Linked DNA regions of Homo sapiens: region 2 is linked to region 1. A link is an interaction called in ENCODE POLR2A ChIA-PET data of the cell type or tissue named here. Cell type or tissue: A673. All regions are shown on one strand.

Evidence for each region. Peaks named below come from ENCODE experiments on the same cell type or tissue, not always from the same donor. Only the 100,000 strongest peaks of a DNase experiment are listed, where the experiment ranks them.
Region 2: POLR2A ChIA-PET joins it to region 1 with 21 read pairs; 2 of 35 experiments call an interaction of 5 or more read pairs at or near these places.

The regions. Positions count from the first base shown.
Region 1 is chr15:41,692,303-41,700,302 of GRCh38, forward strand. MGA (MAX dimerization protein MGA) reads left to right here. Exons shown (of 24, transcript NM_001400225.1): 3 at 3,773-4,721; 4 at 6,561-6,639; 5 at 6,762-6,857. Among named protein-coding and RNA genes, the nearest start is that of MIR626, 4.7 kb to the left of the region's middle. In A673, a CTCF peak has its summit at 3,907 (motif pointing right); DNase peaks (open chromatin) are centred at 3,579 and 3,889; H3K4me3 peaks cover 1,055 bases; H3K27ac peaks cover 2,014 bases.
Region 2 is chr15:42,324,538-42,332,537 of GRCh38, forward strand. It overlaps GANC (glucosidase alpha, neutral C), which reads left to right. Exons shown (of 24, transcript NM_198141.3): 12 at 1,761-1,887; 13 at 2,826-2,905; 14 at 4,769-4,912; 15 at 6,039-6,135. Among named protein-coding and RNA genes, the nearest start is that of CAPN3, 31 kb to the right of the region's middle. In A673, no CTCF peak of the experiment used is centred here; no DNase peak of the experiment used is centred here.

The DNA.
Region 1 (8,000 bases):
GCACTGCTGTTTGTTCTGCAGAAGTCCTCTGGAGGGGGTGGTAATTGGACAGCAGTGAGGACTAGTTTCCTATTTGGGGTCCTCGAGATTCTGCCCATGCTCGGGCATTAAAAGTTGGTTTCTCTGTGTTTTTGCAAAGATCCTTTGCCTATAGTTGCTTTTTTCTCTCCTTACTGTATCTTCACACAGTGCAAATGCTGCTTAGGGTTGAAAGCAGTAGCTATCTCCGGTCACCTAGAGAAGGCTGATCTTCTTCTGTAATTCACTTCATTTAGGCTTATTTATGTCTAGAGGTCTTCAGTATCTTGTAAGAAAAATAATTTAGTGTTTTCTCATGGTTATGGCAAAAGTGATGATATTTTGTGATCTTCCACATTCTAACTGGAGGTGGAAATCTTCCATTGGAGGATTTCCTTTTTCTTTTTTTGAGACGGAGTCTCACTCTGTCACCCAGGCTGGAGTGCAGTGGTGCGATCTTGGCTCACTGCAACCTCTGCCTCCTGGTTTCAAGCGATTTTCCAGCCTCAGCCTCCCGAGTAGCTGGGATTACAGGTGTGTGCCACTGCATCCAGCTAATGTTTTGTATTTTTAGTAGAGACGGGGTTTTACCATGTTGAACTCCTGACCTCAGGTAGTCCACCTGCATCAGCCTCCCAAAGTGCTAGGATTATAGGCGTGAGCCACTGCGCCCAGCCAATTTTTTAAAAAATATTTTAGTACAGATGAGGTTTCACCATGTTGCCCCCAGAGTGGTCTCAAACTCCTGAGCTCAGGCAGTCTGCCTGCCTCGGCCTCCCAAAGTGTTAGGATTACAGGCACGAGCCACCACACCCGGCTTCTATTGGAGGATTTTCTTTTTTTTATTATTATTATACTTGAAGTTTTAGGGTACATGTGCACAATGTGCAGGTTAGTTACATATGTATACATGTGCCATGCTGGTGCACTGCACCCACTAACTCGTCATCTAGCATTAGGTATATCTCCCAATGCTATCCCTCCCCCCTCCCCCCACCCCACAACAGTCCCCAAAGTGTGATGTTCCCCTTTCTGTGTCCATGCGTTCTCATTGTTCAATTCCCACCTATGAGTGAGAATATGCGGTGTTTGGTTTTTCGTTCTTGTGATAGTTTACTGAGAATGATGATGGAGGATTTTCAAGTAAGGTTAAAATCTTAAGTAGAAATTGTGCAAGGAACAAGTAACTACACATTCATGTAATGGTTGCTTGTGCCTATTTTAAGTTTTATAAAGTTTTATGAAGACACTGGGTTAGCAAGTAGTGAAAAAAATAGTACTTCATTAATGATGGCTTGGTGTTGAAAATGTATTTTATTGGACTGAGACACTAATGTAATATTTTCTGTGTGATTGGATCCTATGGAGTATACTGCAGGTTATTGTTTAAGATGAGGCTGAAATGGCTGAGGATAAATTATATTGGGCTTAGAAAAGCATCCCAGATATTTATACTTTTTTCTTTAGTTTCAGAAGCCTTTGAAATGCTTTTGGACAGGCAAGTAACGTCAATATAGTTCAATATTTTAGGAAGATAAATTCAGTAATAAAAGTAATGGATGTGAAAGTGTCTCGATTATTGGGGATATTTAATTTTATTGCCTTTTCTTGTGATTTTGCCCCTCAAATCACTGCCTTGCAGTGATTTCTGCAAGAAATCTAAGAAAATATTTCTTAGATTTTAAGAAATATTCTGGGGGGAAAAAACTGTTTAGTGTAACTTTTCTAGTTCTAAGTGGAGGAGGGTCAGTCTGCTCTGAGCTATTTCACACTATTAATGGAAACCTACCTACCTAACTTTTTAAAAAGTGACTGGGCCGGGCGTGGTGGCTCACACCTGTAATCCCAACACTTTGGGAGGCTGAGGTGGGCGGATCACGAGGTTAGGAGTTCGAGACCAGCCTGGCCAACATGGTAAAACCCTATCTCTACTAAAAATACAAAAATTAGCCGGGCGTGTTGGTGCATGCCTATAATCACAGCTGTTCGGGAGGCCAAGGCAGGAGAATTGTTTGAACCTTGGAGGTGGAGGTTGCCACTGTACTCCAGCCTGGGTGACAGAGCAAGACCCCATCTCAGGGAAAAAAAAAGTGACTGATCAGAAGAAAATATTTTAGTTGTGTAAATGCTGTTTTCTTATTTTTGAAATTTTAAATTTTTTGTTTATTTATTTTAGAGGAGGCATCCTGCTCTGTTGCCCAGGCTTTTTTTCTTTTTTTTTTTTGAGACGGAGTCTTGCTCAGTTGCCCAGGCTGGAGTGCAGTGGCACGATCTCGGCTCACTGCAAGCTCCGCCTCCCAGGTTCACACCATTCTCCTGCCTCAGCCTCCCGAGTAGCTGGGACTACAGGCGCCCGCCACCACGCCCAGCTGATTTTTTGTATTTTTAGCACCGTGTTAGCCAGGATGGTCTTGATCTCCTGACCTCGTGATCCACCTGCCTCGGCCTCCCAAAGCACTGGGATTACAGGCGTGAGCCACTGCGCCCGGCTCCAGGGTTTAATTCAGTGGTGCAATTGTAGCTCACTGCAGCCTCGAACTCCTGGGCACAAGCAGTCCTGGCACCTCAGTCTTCTGAATAGCTGGTACTACAGGCGTGTGCCACCATGCCTGGCTATAAATGCTGTTTTCAGTCATAGGCTTTGAACTATTTAAAAAAAAATGCCCACAATCCTTTGTTACATGTTATTTGTTAGTGAATATATATAGTGGTGTGTATAGTTTTTCTCAAAGCAGTTTTCATCCTGCTTTCCTGTGCTGCTAACGTGTTGACTTGTATGGATATTTTGAGGTGGGGGGAAATGAGAGGTGCAGTTTTAGAATTTCTGAGTCTGAGAATTTTAATTCGTCATTACTTTATGTGGAATCTTTTTTTTTTTTTTCTTTTTTGACACAGGGTCTTGCTCTGTCGCCAGGCTGGAGGCAGTGGCACAATCTCGGCTCTCTGCAACCTCCGCCTCCCGGGTTCAAGCGATTATTCTGCCTCAGCCTCTTGAGTAGCTGGGACTACTGGCATGTGCTACCACGCTGAGCTAATTTTTGTATTTTTAGTAGAGATGGGGTTTCACCATGTTGGCCAGAATGGTCTCAATCTCTTGACCTTGTGATCCGCCTGCCTCAGCCTCCCAAAGTAGTGGGATTACAGGCGTGAGCCATCGCTCCTGCCCAATTTTTTATTTCTACCATATTCTCAAGATACATTGGTACAGTTCTTAGGCTTTCAATGGATGATTGGGAGGAGGGGGAAACTAGATGTTTATGTTGTTTTTGGATGAATTATACACAATATATCTGGGTCATACGTATTTGCCTTTAACTCCCTATCTTTTATTTTGGAAGAATTAGTGGTGAATTCTTTATATTGAAAGTGAGTTTTTCAATTTTAAAGTTGGAAAATCATCTGGCAACATCATGACTATACTAAAAACCAATGAATTGTATACTCTAAAATTGCTGCAATATTATGTTTTATGTTATGTGAATTTAATCTCAAAACATACAGGAAAATATCAGCTGGCAGTTTAATGGCCCTTTCCGGTTTGTGTTGCAATTCTTAGTTGTGATGGATGTGTGTTCGCTTTACAGGGTTGTTAATCACCGTGTGGATTTTTAGAGTTTTTGAGTGTTTTTGAGGAATGGCTCAGGAAATCTGATGTGTTACTTGGATTCCTAACATCTTTTTTTTTTTTTCTCTTCAAGTCTTGTTAATGGATCATTTTGTACTTTTAAAATCCCTTTCTCCTCTCTCTCTCCAGTCTTATTGCCAGCAGTTTTGAAGATGACTCCCGTGTAGCCTCACCGTTAGACCAGAACGGAAGCTTCAATGTTGTTATTAAAGAGGAACCTCTAGATGATTATGACTACGAACTTGGTGAGTGCCCAGAAGGGGTCACTGTGAAACAGGAAGAGACAGATGAAGAGACGGATGTATACTCAAACAGTGATGATGATCCTATACTAGAGAAACAGCTAAAGAGGCACAATAAAGTTGACAACCCAGAAGCTGACCATCTATCTTCTAAATGGCTTCCAAGCAGCCCATCAGGTGTTGCTAAAGCTAAAATGTTCAAATTAGACACTGGAAAGATGCCAGTAGTCTATCTGGAGCCCTGTGCTGTCACCAGAAGCACAGTTAAGATTTCTGAACTCCCCGATAACATGCTTTCCACATCTCGAAAGGATAAATCTTCTATGTTGGCAGAATTGGAATATTTGCCTACATACATTGAAAATTCCAATGAGACTGCCTTCTGCTTAGGCAAGGAATCAGAAAATGGTCTTAGAAAACATTCACCAGATCTCAGAGTGGTACAAAAATATCCCTTACTGAAAGAGCCTCAGTGGAAATATCCTGATATATCTGACAGCATTAGCACAGAAAGAATACTCGACGATTCAAAGGATTCAGTTGGAGACTCACTTTCAGGAAAAGAGGACTTGGGCAGAAAGAGAACAACTATGCTTAAGATTGCAACAGCCGCAAAGGTAGTGAATGCTAATCAGAATGCCTCTCCAAATGTCCCTGGAAAAAGAGGAAGGCCACGAAAATTGAAACTCTGTAAGGCAGGACGACCACCTAAGAACACAGGAAAGTCTTTAATTTCTACAAAGAATACACCTGTAAGCCCTGGGAGTACCTTTCCAGATGTGAAGCCTGATCTGGAAGATGTGGATGGTGTTCTCTTTGTTTCCTTTGAATCAAAGGTAAGATTGTAATTTTCAGGATTCTTTAAGGCTAATTAGTCATACTTGAATTGTATACTGGCTTGTAAGTAACTCGATTTACAATCTAGTTTTGTGATATCTATTTGTGAGGGTGTATGGGGGGTGGAGTTGGGAGGGAAGTGTCTCCAAAATGTTTGGTTTAGTTAATAGGAATAACTTAAGATACTTCATTTGAATAGACTTAAAAAAGTATGTCTTGCTTAGATTTCAGTTTACGATTTTTGCATAGCTGTGTTTAAAAAAAGTCTTCGGGTCTTACTGGAATTTTCATCATTATGGATTTTGGAAAGGACTAAAAATACATGAAATATTTACTAACTCTTTGGTGACGCTCCATTTCTTTTACCTCCTGGTTTTCTTTTATTTTTCTTTTCTTTTTTTTTTTTTTTTGAGACAGAGTCTTGCTCTGTTGCCCAGGCTGGAGTTCAGTGGCACGATCTCAGCTCACTGCAATCTCCGTCTCCCGAGTTCAAGCCATTCTCGTGCCCCAGCCTCACGAGTAGCTGGGATTACAGGCGTGTGCCACCACACCCAGCTAATTTTTGTAATTTTGGTAGAGACGGGGTTTTGCAATGTTGGCCAGCTAATTTCTAACTTCTGGCCTCCAGCAGTCTGCCTGCTTCAGCCTCCCAAAGTGCTGGGATTACATGCATGAGCCACCGCTCCTGGCCCTGGTTTTCAGTAGTAGTAGTAGAGTACCATTGGAGAACCAAATATTAACAGTCATCTTAACTCTCCTGTCTTACACATTGAAGTCTCTGTTTATTCCACTCTGACTCTTCAACCAGATTATTTTTCTTGGAAATTTTTATAGAAGCCCAGTCTTTTTTTATTTATTTTTTGAGATGGAGTCTCGGTCTGTGGCTCATGCTGGAGTGCAGTAGCGCAATCTTGGCTCACTGCAAACTCCGCCTCCTGTGTTCTTGCCATTCCCCTGCCTCAGACTCCCGAGTAGCTGGGACTACAGGTGCTCGCCACCATGCCCGGCTAATTTTTTTTGTATTTTTAGTAGAGACGGGGTTTCACCATATTAGCCAGGATGGTCTCGATCTCCTGGCCTCGTGATCCTCCTGCCTCAGCCTCCCAAAGTGCTGGAATTACAAGCGTGAGCCACTGCCCCTGGCCTCTTTTTTTTTTTTTTTTTGAGACGGAATCTTGCTCTGTCACCAGCTGGAGTGCAGTGGCACAATCTTGGCTCACTGCAACCTCTGTTTCCCGGGTTCAAGCAGTTCCCCTGCCTCAGCCTCCCGAGTAGCTGGGACTACAGGTGTGCATCACCATGCCCAGCTATTTTTTTTATTTTAGTAGAGACAGGGTTTCACCATGTGGCCAGGATGGTCTCAATCTCCTGACCTTGTGATCCACCTGCCTCGGCCTCCCAAAGTGCTGGGATTATAGGCGTGAGCCACTGTGCCAGGCTGTCTTTCTTAATTGACTACACAGATGTTGGATATTTAATCCCTTCTACCTGTTCTTTTCCTCCCTTCTTGTTAGCTGAGTAAGCTATCTGAATATAGGCTCTGAGAAGTGAACATGCAAATTGGCGTATACTTTGAGGTCAGTTAGCTCAGTATGACATCGTATTCACATTTTTTTACTTCCCCCTTTTCCCCTTCTGATTATTAAAGTAATATTAATGTAGAACACTTAGAAAATATCAAAAAGTATGAAAAAATTGCTCCTGTTCTGCCAATGTTAGCGTAACTGTAGGCATGGAGATATTTTCCTTCTGGTCTTTAAGTTTTTTTTAATCCTGTTTTACATTTAAGTTTTCAGAAGCAATATGAACTACTATTTTTTTTTTTTTTTGATGTATAGGAAGCTCTAGACATTCATGCAGTTGATGGGACAACAGAAGAATCTTCTAGTCTCCAGGCATCAACCACAAATGACTCAGGTATTATAAAATAGTATAAAAAGAGTTGTATTTGTGGTTTGGGCTCCAGCAATGAAACATGCAACATTCATTTGTCTGTAGTGTACAGTAGCTTATTTTATTACTATTTATTTTGGGTGTAGGTTACAGAGCAAGAATTTCCCAGTTGGAAAAGGAATTGATAGAAGATTTGAAGACTTTGCGGCACAAGCAGGTGATACATCCTGGTCTTCAAGAAGGTAATAGACTAGCGACTTCTTTTTTTTTGTTTTCTTTTTTTCTTTCTTCCCTACTGTTTCTCCTCTTTTTCCTCTCTCTTTCTCATCTCTTTTTTTCTGTTTTTTCCTCTTTCTTTCTAGCCTTGATTTCATTTCTTTCAGCACGTCTTTCAGTTTGCATATTTTTCTCTTCTCTGTCTCCATAATTCTTCCCTTTAGTTTAAAAACCATGTCTAATATCTTATGTAAGAAAAAAATGTATCATGGTAAAGCAAGTGATATTTTCTTTGTTCATTCTTATAACCTGGTATTCTCCCCTTCCCGTTTCTCATCTTAATTTGGTTGCTTTTGTTTATGTGTGTGTGTGTGTGTTTGTTTGAGACGGAGTTTCGCTCTGTCGCCCAGGCGGCTGGAGTGCAGTGGTGCAATCTCTGCTCACTGCAAGCTCCGCCTCCTGGGTTCATGCCATTCTCCTGCCTCAGCCTCCCAAGTAGCTGGGACCACAGGCGCCTGCCACCGCGCCTGGCTAATTTTTTTGTATTTTTAGTAGAGACGGTTTCACCGTGTTAGCCAGGATGGTCTTGATCTCCTGACCTTGTGATCCGCCCGCCTCGGCCTCCCAATTATGTGTTTGTTTTTATAATTTTGGAGGAAGGGTCTTCCTTGTCCTTTAGTAGTATATTTAGGTGTGTAAACAGTAGAATACTTTTCTGTCTCATGTTTTGGCTGCAAACATCTATTTTATATATTTGATGTACCACTGGGAAGTTAATTTAAAATTTTCATTATCTTTTTTTTTTAAAATTTTACTTTGAGTTCTGGGATACGTGTACAGAATGTGCAGGTTACATAGTTATACATGTGCTATGGTGGTTTCCTGTACCTATCAACCTGTCATCGAGGTTTTTTTTTTTTTTTTTTTTTTTGATGCGCAGTCTCGCTCTCGCCCAGGCTGGAGTGCAGTGGCACGATCTCAGCTCACTGCAAGCTCTGCCTCCTGGGTTCACACCACTCTCCTGCCTCAGCCTCCCAAGTAGCTGGGACTACAGGCGCCTGCTACCATGCCCGGCTAATTTTTTTTGTATTTTTAGTAGAGACGGGGTTTCACTGTGTTAACCAGGATGGTCTCGATCTCCTGACCTCATGATCTGCCCGCCTCGGCCT
Region 2 (8,000 bases), 630 kb after region 1:
CTTGGGTTGCAACTCCATTGACAGACGAATATGTAAACAAAATGTGGTATATACGTACAACAGAATATTATTCAGCCTTTAAAACGAAGGAAATTCTAATAGATACTACAGCATGGATGAACCTTGAGGATAAATGCTAAGTGAAATAAGCCAGTTACAAAAAGACAAATACCGTGTGATTCCACTAATTTGAAGTAATTGGAGTAGTCATATTCATAGAGACAGAAAGTATTATAGAATGGTAGTTGCTGGAGCTAGGAGGAGGGAATGAGAAATCATCATTTAATGAGTATAAAGGTTTAGTTTTGCAACATGAGAGAGTTCTGGAGATTGACTACACAACATTATGACTGTACATACTTAACAGTACTAAACTGCACACTTAAAAATGGTTAAGATAGTAAATTTTATGTTATGTGTATTTTACCACAATTTAAAAATTAAGGCTGGGTGCGGTGGCTCACACCTGTAATCCCAGCACTTTGGGAGGCCGAGGTGAGCAGATCACCTGAGGTCAGGAGTTCGAGATCAGCCTGGCCAACATAATGAAACCCTATCTCTATTAAAAATACAAAAAAAAAAAAAATTAGTCCAGCATGGTGGCGGGCACCTGTAATCCCAGCTACTTGGGAGGCTGAGGCAGGAGAATCGCTGGAACCCAGGAGGCGGAGGTTGCAATGAGCCGAGATCGTGCCACTGCACTCCAGCCTGGGCGACAGAGCGAGACTCTGTCTCAAAAAACAAACAAAAAAAAAAATTTAAGAAAATGTTTGAGCAATGAAGAATTAAACTTTAATATTCAGGACTGATTAGAATAGAGATGAGGAAGGAGGATTAGATGGTGTTCTGGCCAAATAAAGTGTTATTGAGGCCCTAGACTGGTGGAAGTGATGGTATTGTAAAGTCACAGAGAGATGCTAGAGACACAGCGCTGTGGCTTACAACTTTTCTCAAATCTCCTTCCTAATATGCCTGCACCACTGGGCTTGGGGACTTTGTTTTTAACATGTTATTCTCTTAGTTTCTTTAATGTTTGCTTATATCAATGTTATCTGAGCGTCTAAATGTCTAGGGAGCAGGTACCCTGCCTACTTAGTTCTGTATGTATAGTATGCAGCACTCAGCATCATGGACAGATAGACACTTAATGCTATTTAAAGAACATCTATTGGTTAGGCAGCAATAATTATAAAAGAGCATTGGCCTGGTTTTTTTGTTTTTGTTTTTTTCTTTTTTAGAGATGGGGTCTTGTTCTGTCACCCAAGCTGGATTGCAGTATCATGATCATGGCTCACTGTAGCCGCGACCTCCCCAGCTCAAACAGTCCTCCTGCCTCAGCCTCCTGAGTAGCTGGGACCACAGGTGGACACCACCACACCCAGCTAATTTTTAAATTTTTTTGTAGAGACAGTGTTCCACTATGTTGCCCAGGCTGGTCTCAAACTCCTGGCCTTAAGCAGTCCTCCCACCTTGGCCTCCCAATGTGTTGGGATTGCAGGTGTGAGCCGCTGTGCCTGGCCAGCATTGGCCCAGTTTTGGTATCAGTTGAAATTCTCATAAGCACATGAAAGGTTATAGGGTTTTACTGGTGTCTGAAATATTTATTTTTTGTTTTTGTTTTTGTTTTTTTGTCTGAAATATTTCAATACTAGTTGTAGTTGTTTGTAAAAATTGAACCCCCAAACTATGGCGAAAACATATACGTGAACATTTGTCTTACATAAAACTGATGAGACCTCCAAACCTTCATGTCCTGACAGCTTGTGGTCATCAGTGATCCCCACATCAAGATTGATCCTGACTACTCAGTATATGTGAAGGCCAAAGATCAGGGCTTCTTTGTGAAGAATCAGGAAGGGGAAGACTTTGAAGGGGTGTGTTGGCCAGGTATGAAATCACTTTATACACTTATTATTTCCACATGTTCTGTCCCAATTAATGAAGGCTGCGTGGTCATCATTCTGCTCCCTTGTAGATGTCTCTTGCTCCTCTAGCTACATTTTAAGCATATAATTTAATGAAGAGATAGGTTTGCCTTCTTTTGTATCTTTTATAATACCTGGTACTATATGCTTTGTATGTATTTATCAATCAATAATTGAATGAATGAAAAATAAACAAGCAAACCTCAGTGGCATGCTGTTTCTCCAAGCAAACAGAGATAAAAAGTCGGGGAATAAGAAAAGCAGAGGAGGAGAAAGAAAAAAAGTGGGTCCTGCAAGCTCTCTCCTTGTGATTGCTCTTCACCCTTTTAGCCCATAGTTTTGACTTCCCAGGCTTTCATGAGTCACCTCAGCCACCCTGATGACTATGGATTCTTCATTTCAAAAGTTATTAAAAGTTATTAATTTAAAGCCTTGGTAGAAACTCCCCAAGGACAAAAGGAAAATACGTTGTTTAGAAATAAAGAGTCAGCACTATCTATCATAAATCCATGCACTGTAGAGAAACCCCGTGCCTTTCTTTTTTTCCCTTTACATCCCTTGAACACAATTCCCTGTTCTCTTTAAGAACCAAGAGATCACTGCAGGATATTTGCCATCCTTCCTTGGGCTATATTAGGCCATCAGTGAGGGACAGGCTCTATCATGATACTTGTGCATTGGCATTCCCCTGGGCTTCTGGTATTGAAAGATCTAGTGATTGTCACTGGAGCCCAGCATTACCTTCCTTCACTTCTCAACAGACCATGCCTCTGTCAGCCAACTTTCGTGTTTATGTAAGGTGCCCATTTCCCAGCTCTCACATCTGATACCTTCTTTACAATGCATCCTACTGTGAGGACCACTGTTCTTGACAGGCTATCTACTGTTCTGCCTCCACAGGTCTCTCCTCTTACCTGGATTTCACCAATCCCAAGGTCAGAGAGTGGTATTCAAGTCTTTTTGCTTTCCCTGTTTATCAGGTTGGTTTTTATTCCTTTGTTCTTTTCTAGTTACCTGAAAGAGTGAAAGAAGTGGAAAAAGTGATTGAATAAAACTATTCTTTTTCATTGAGTAGCTTTTGATATATAATGCTTTTATTAAAAGGCAAGTATGGCCACCACATTACAGACTCTGGGGGTGCTGGGAGAGGTGCCATATGCATAAGCAAATGCACAAAACCTGTGATTTTGACCTCTATTATAATAGACTCTATGATATATCAAAGTACTTTATAGCAGAGGTTTATTATATTTTCAAATTGCTATATATATTTTATATAAAATTGTGTTCCATAACTGTTATTTAAATATGATGATACATGTGAAAATATCTTACAACGTATTTGTCATTAAAAGTGAAGTATGATTTTTAAATAATCTGATAAGAACCACAGAGGAAACTGGAGAGGCCACATCTGGAGAACTGTTTTCAACCAATTATGATGATATTAATGATGGCAGTGTTGATGATGATGATACCTAATGCAAATGGAGTACTTGCTGTGTGCCAAGCACTGTGCTAAGGATGACTTCATGTGCATCATACCATTTGTCTTCATAATAACCCTCTGAAGTTGGAACTATAACTAAATCTAACCCCATAGAAGAGGAAATTGAGACATAGAGAAGCTTAAAAACTTGCCAAGGTCATGCATCTAGTAAGTGGTGGAACCAAAATTTGAACTCAGGTCTGTTTGTGCCCTAAGCCCAGCTTTTAACCACTAAACTGTAGTTTCTGGCATCAAGTATTAGGGCACTAATAAACAACTTAGTACAGGGATAGACAAGCGTTGGGCCAAATCTGGCCATGCCTATTCATTTCCCTATTTGTGGCTGCTTTTGTACTACTATGGCAGAGTTGAATAATTGAAAAAGAGACCTCATGGCCTGCAAAGTTGAAAATATTTACTATCTGGACCTTTACCAAAAATGTTTGCCAATCCCTGCTTTAGATGGTTCTAAAGGAAAGATATGGTAGTTAAATATTTGGAAATCATTTACCCCCTTATACATAGAAGAACACACATGTTTAGAAATAAAGATTCAAAAAAAAAAAAAAACAAGCCACCTCCAGGAATTTGAAAGACTTTCTTGTGGGCGAGGTGACAGATGTATTCTGTGGGGTCTCAGAAGGTAAGCTAGGTAGGCTCTGCGAGGGGAATGTTATATACAAGGAGCAGGATTTTTGAAAAATAATAGAATGAGCTGCCTGAGGGACTCCCTGTCTTTTTAGCTATTCAGTCAAACGCCAAAAGATAAGTGATTCTAGAAAAGACCAGGGATTCTACAATACCATGTTAGCTAGATGACTCAACTGTCCCTTCCCACTCTAAACTGAACAGTTCTGTGTAGGATACAAACTATAGATCATGTTAACAAACAGGTATATTGGCTGTCAAGTCTTTCAAAGTATTAGAGAGAAGGTAGAATCTTGTCATGTTCAGCTATAGTTGCCCTTAGTTAAGAGTTGTAGCATCTGATGAATGAGAAGGAGCCCAATTGTGAACATTCACAACCTTTCCCATAGGAGTCCTGCAGGGAGGTCTTGGAATGAATTTGCCAGGCAATATATATTTCACAGACAACACAGGGCAGCATTCTTTTATTCAGCAGCAAATATTTATTGAGATCTGTCTATGGGCCAGGTACTATTCTAGATGTTTGGGATTTATTAATGAACAAAACAGACAAAATGTTGTTCCCTGTGGAACTTATACTCTAGCAGTGGAGCAGAGGACAGAGCATAGATAATAAACATAATTTTTAAAATGAGGTAGCAATGGTGACAGCTATTATATAGACATCATCAATGTAGGAGTGTCATGACCAAGGTTTACTTCCTAGGGATCTACGGACATCCTCTTCCTTTGGAATGACATGAATGAGCCTTCTGTCTTTAGAGGGCCAGAGCAAACCATGCAGAAGAATGCCATTCATCATGGCAATTGGGAGCACAGAGAGCTCCACAACATCTACGGTTTTTATCATGTAAGACATCCAAAAAGAATTAAACTGGGCTTGTGTGACCCACCTTTTGGCTGAAGGTCATTTGCTTTGTGATATAATGGCTATTCTCTACTGTTCATTTCTCTTTGTGTGTCTTTTCTGACAACTGCAATGAGTCTTAGGTAGTAGCCAATACAAGACTTTTTATTATTTCTCCCTTTGCTTCTTTTCTTTTCATGATGAACTTGATGAACTTTTAAATATTATGAAATTAATTATAACATAAAGCTTCTGCCTTGATAGGAGCCATTAATAAGTGGCACTCACTGGCCACTACCTCAAACTTTTATTGATGCAAGCAGTATATAAATATGTGAATGAAGGTAATTAAAACAAGTGTTTTAAGATTTCACAGATATCTAAATACAGCAAATCTTATATTCACACTGGAGGAGCAATATTTAGAACACAGACACACAGCTTCAATAAGTATATTTTAAAAATGTAAAGCCTTCCTTAAGTACTTAGCTTCCTCAATAAAGGTGGTAAAATTATCTTTCATTTGCCAACTACATCCAAAAGACGTGGCAGACACTTGACCTCATGTATACCCATGGTTCTTTGTTATTTTCAAATTGTGACTGTATTCCTGTGGCCCTCTTACCTATTGGTATTTTCCAATGGGATCTTTTGGCTAAATATAAGCATAGTTTTCAGATTGTGTGTGTTTGCCTCTTTAACAGCCTGTTGCAGTAACTGTAGACTGCTTTAGTTAGTGAGCTGTCTTATATAGGTCAGGACCAGTCATTTAACCTCTCTGAAGCTCAGTTTTTCGTACCAATGAAAACTGTCTGTCTCAGAGGTTGTTACGGAGATTATATGAGAAAATTATATTAAATGCCTAGCAATAGTAAGCACCAAAGAAATGCTAGATGATTGTTTATTATTATTTCATTGCTATTGTTAACCAAAGAAAATTTTCCATTCTTTTAATAGGGGAATTTAGAGTAATTTCATTATACCATGAAAATTATTTGATGGATTTATTTTAATATTTTCCATTTCATGCTCCTGCCTACTGTTTGCTTTTTGTATGTTAGATAGCTTATTGGGGATGTCTGTACAAATCCAATCATCTCTTTGAAATTTTTCTTGTTTGGTGATATAGCAAATGGCTACTGCAGAAGGACTGATAAAACGATCTAAAGGGAAGGAGAGACCCTTTGTTCTTACACGTTCTTTCTTTGCTGGATCACAAAAGTATGGTAAGGAATGGCTCATATCAGACTTAAAAACACATTAGCAACTTTTTTTTTAACCATTTATAGAATGTGATGTTACTGTGCTGATGCCTTCCTTTTCCTTTTTTTTTTTTTTTTTTTTTTCATTTGTTTGTTTGAAACAGAGTCTCGCTTTGTCACCCAGGCTGGAGTGCAGTGGCACAGTCATGACTCACTGCAGCATTGACCACCTGGGCTCAAGCAATCCTCCCACCGAAGCCTCATGAGTAGCTGGGATTACGGGTGCACACCACCACACCCAGCTAATTTATATATGTATATGTATTTTTTGGTAGAGACAGGGTTTCACCATGTTGCCCAGGCTAGTCTCGAACTCCTGGACTCAAGCGATCTGCCCACCTTGGCCTCCCAAAGTGTTGTGATTACAGGTGTGAACCACCACACTCAGCTGATGCCTTCCTTTTCAATAGCCATTGGTCAGGCCTTTGATTGTAGACAGTGGTATGCCCTAAAGTGTGGATTTTGTCCTATAAGACAGAATAAACAAATTTTAGTCATTTGATACTTGTTTCTCACTGAAGAAATGGCCACTTCGTTGTTGGGAGAGTAACTTCTAAGTATTCAGTTTGCTGGGATAGTCATCTTTGGTCCTGTCTCTTTGATTTATCAAAGCCAGGGAGATACACCTCTAACACATTCCATTAACCAACTGTTCCACTTAGAAATGTGGCTTAAAATAGACCTGGCTGTTGCGTGTGGTCAGGGTCATCTATAACTGGATGCAGTTTACCAGCTAATGCAGATCTGGTTCAACTTAACAACCCTGTGGCAGGAAGGCTATTTTAAGTCCCCTGGCCTTGCATAAGCAACGGAGAGCTTAGATCCTAGTTTAAAGAATCCAGCCCTTACTATCCTGTGGACATTATTAAGCCTCCCACTCCACCCCTGAAAACCTGGCCCTGTGGCATTCTGGAAAGGGCCAAAATATTACAATCTCAGGCAAAGATTCATGTACAGAGGTATTCAACACAGTGGTAGTCCTTGAAACAAAAGTAAGAAAGAAAATCTAAATACATAACAATAAGGGAATAGTTATAAAAGTATGGTATAGCAACATGATAGATTATCGTGAGGCTATTTATGTTTAAAAAATTTTTTTTCTTTTTTTAATTTTCATAAGGCTATTTTAAATGGTAGATTTAATTGCATGAAAAAATGTTTTTGATATGATAAATAAAAAAAGGAACACCTAAGTGTTTATAATATTAACCTAATTTTGTATTGATATGTATTAGATGTACATATTTTCAGGATATGTGTGATAATTTGATATGTTCATATAATCAAATCAGAGTAATTGGGATATCTATCACCTTAAATATGTATCTTTTCTTTATACTAGGAACGTTTAAATTATTCTCTTTTAGCTTTTTTAAAATGCACACAATCAAGGCTAACTATAGTCACCTTACTGATCTATCAAACATCAAGTCTTATTTCTTATTATCTCAATTTTATAAAAGATTAATGGAAGATAGTAATTTAAATAAATAAGTGGGTAGATAGGCAGACAGTTAAATATAAGAAAATGTAATACCTTGGTGATTTTGAGTGATTTTCATTTTTTTCTTTTATCTAACTTTATTTTACAAATTGTCTACAAGTATCATTTTTAATCACAAAAAAAAGTATTTTTAATGAAAACATTTACCAGCAACAGTTAAAAAAAGATAACAGAAGATTTAAATATTAGGTTATTGTTGATCTCTTATGTTGGTCCATTGCTTAGCCTGCAGTACTCTGTGTGAAGCTATCAGCTTTGCTTCACTGTGTAGCAAGACATTACAGGAAACACTACTTTGTTAAGTCATATGCGATGATCAATAGCC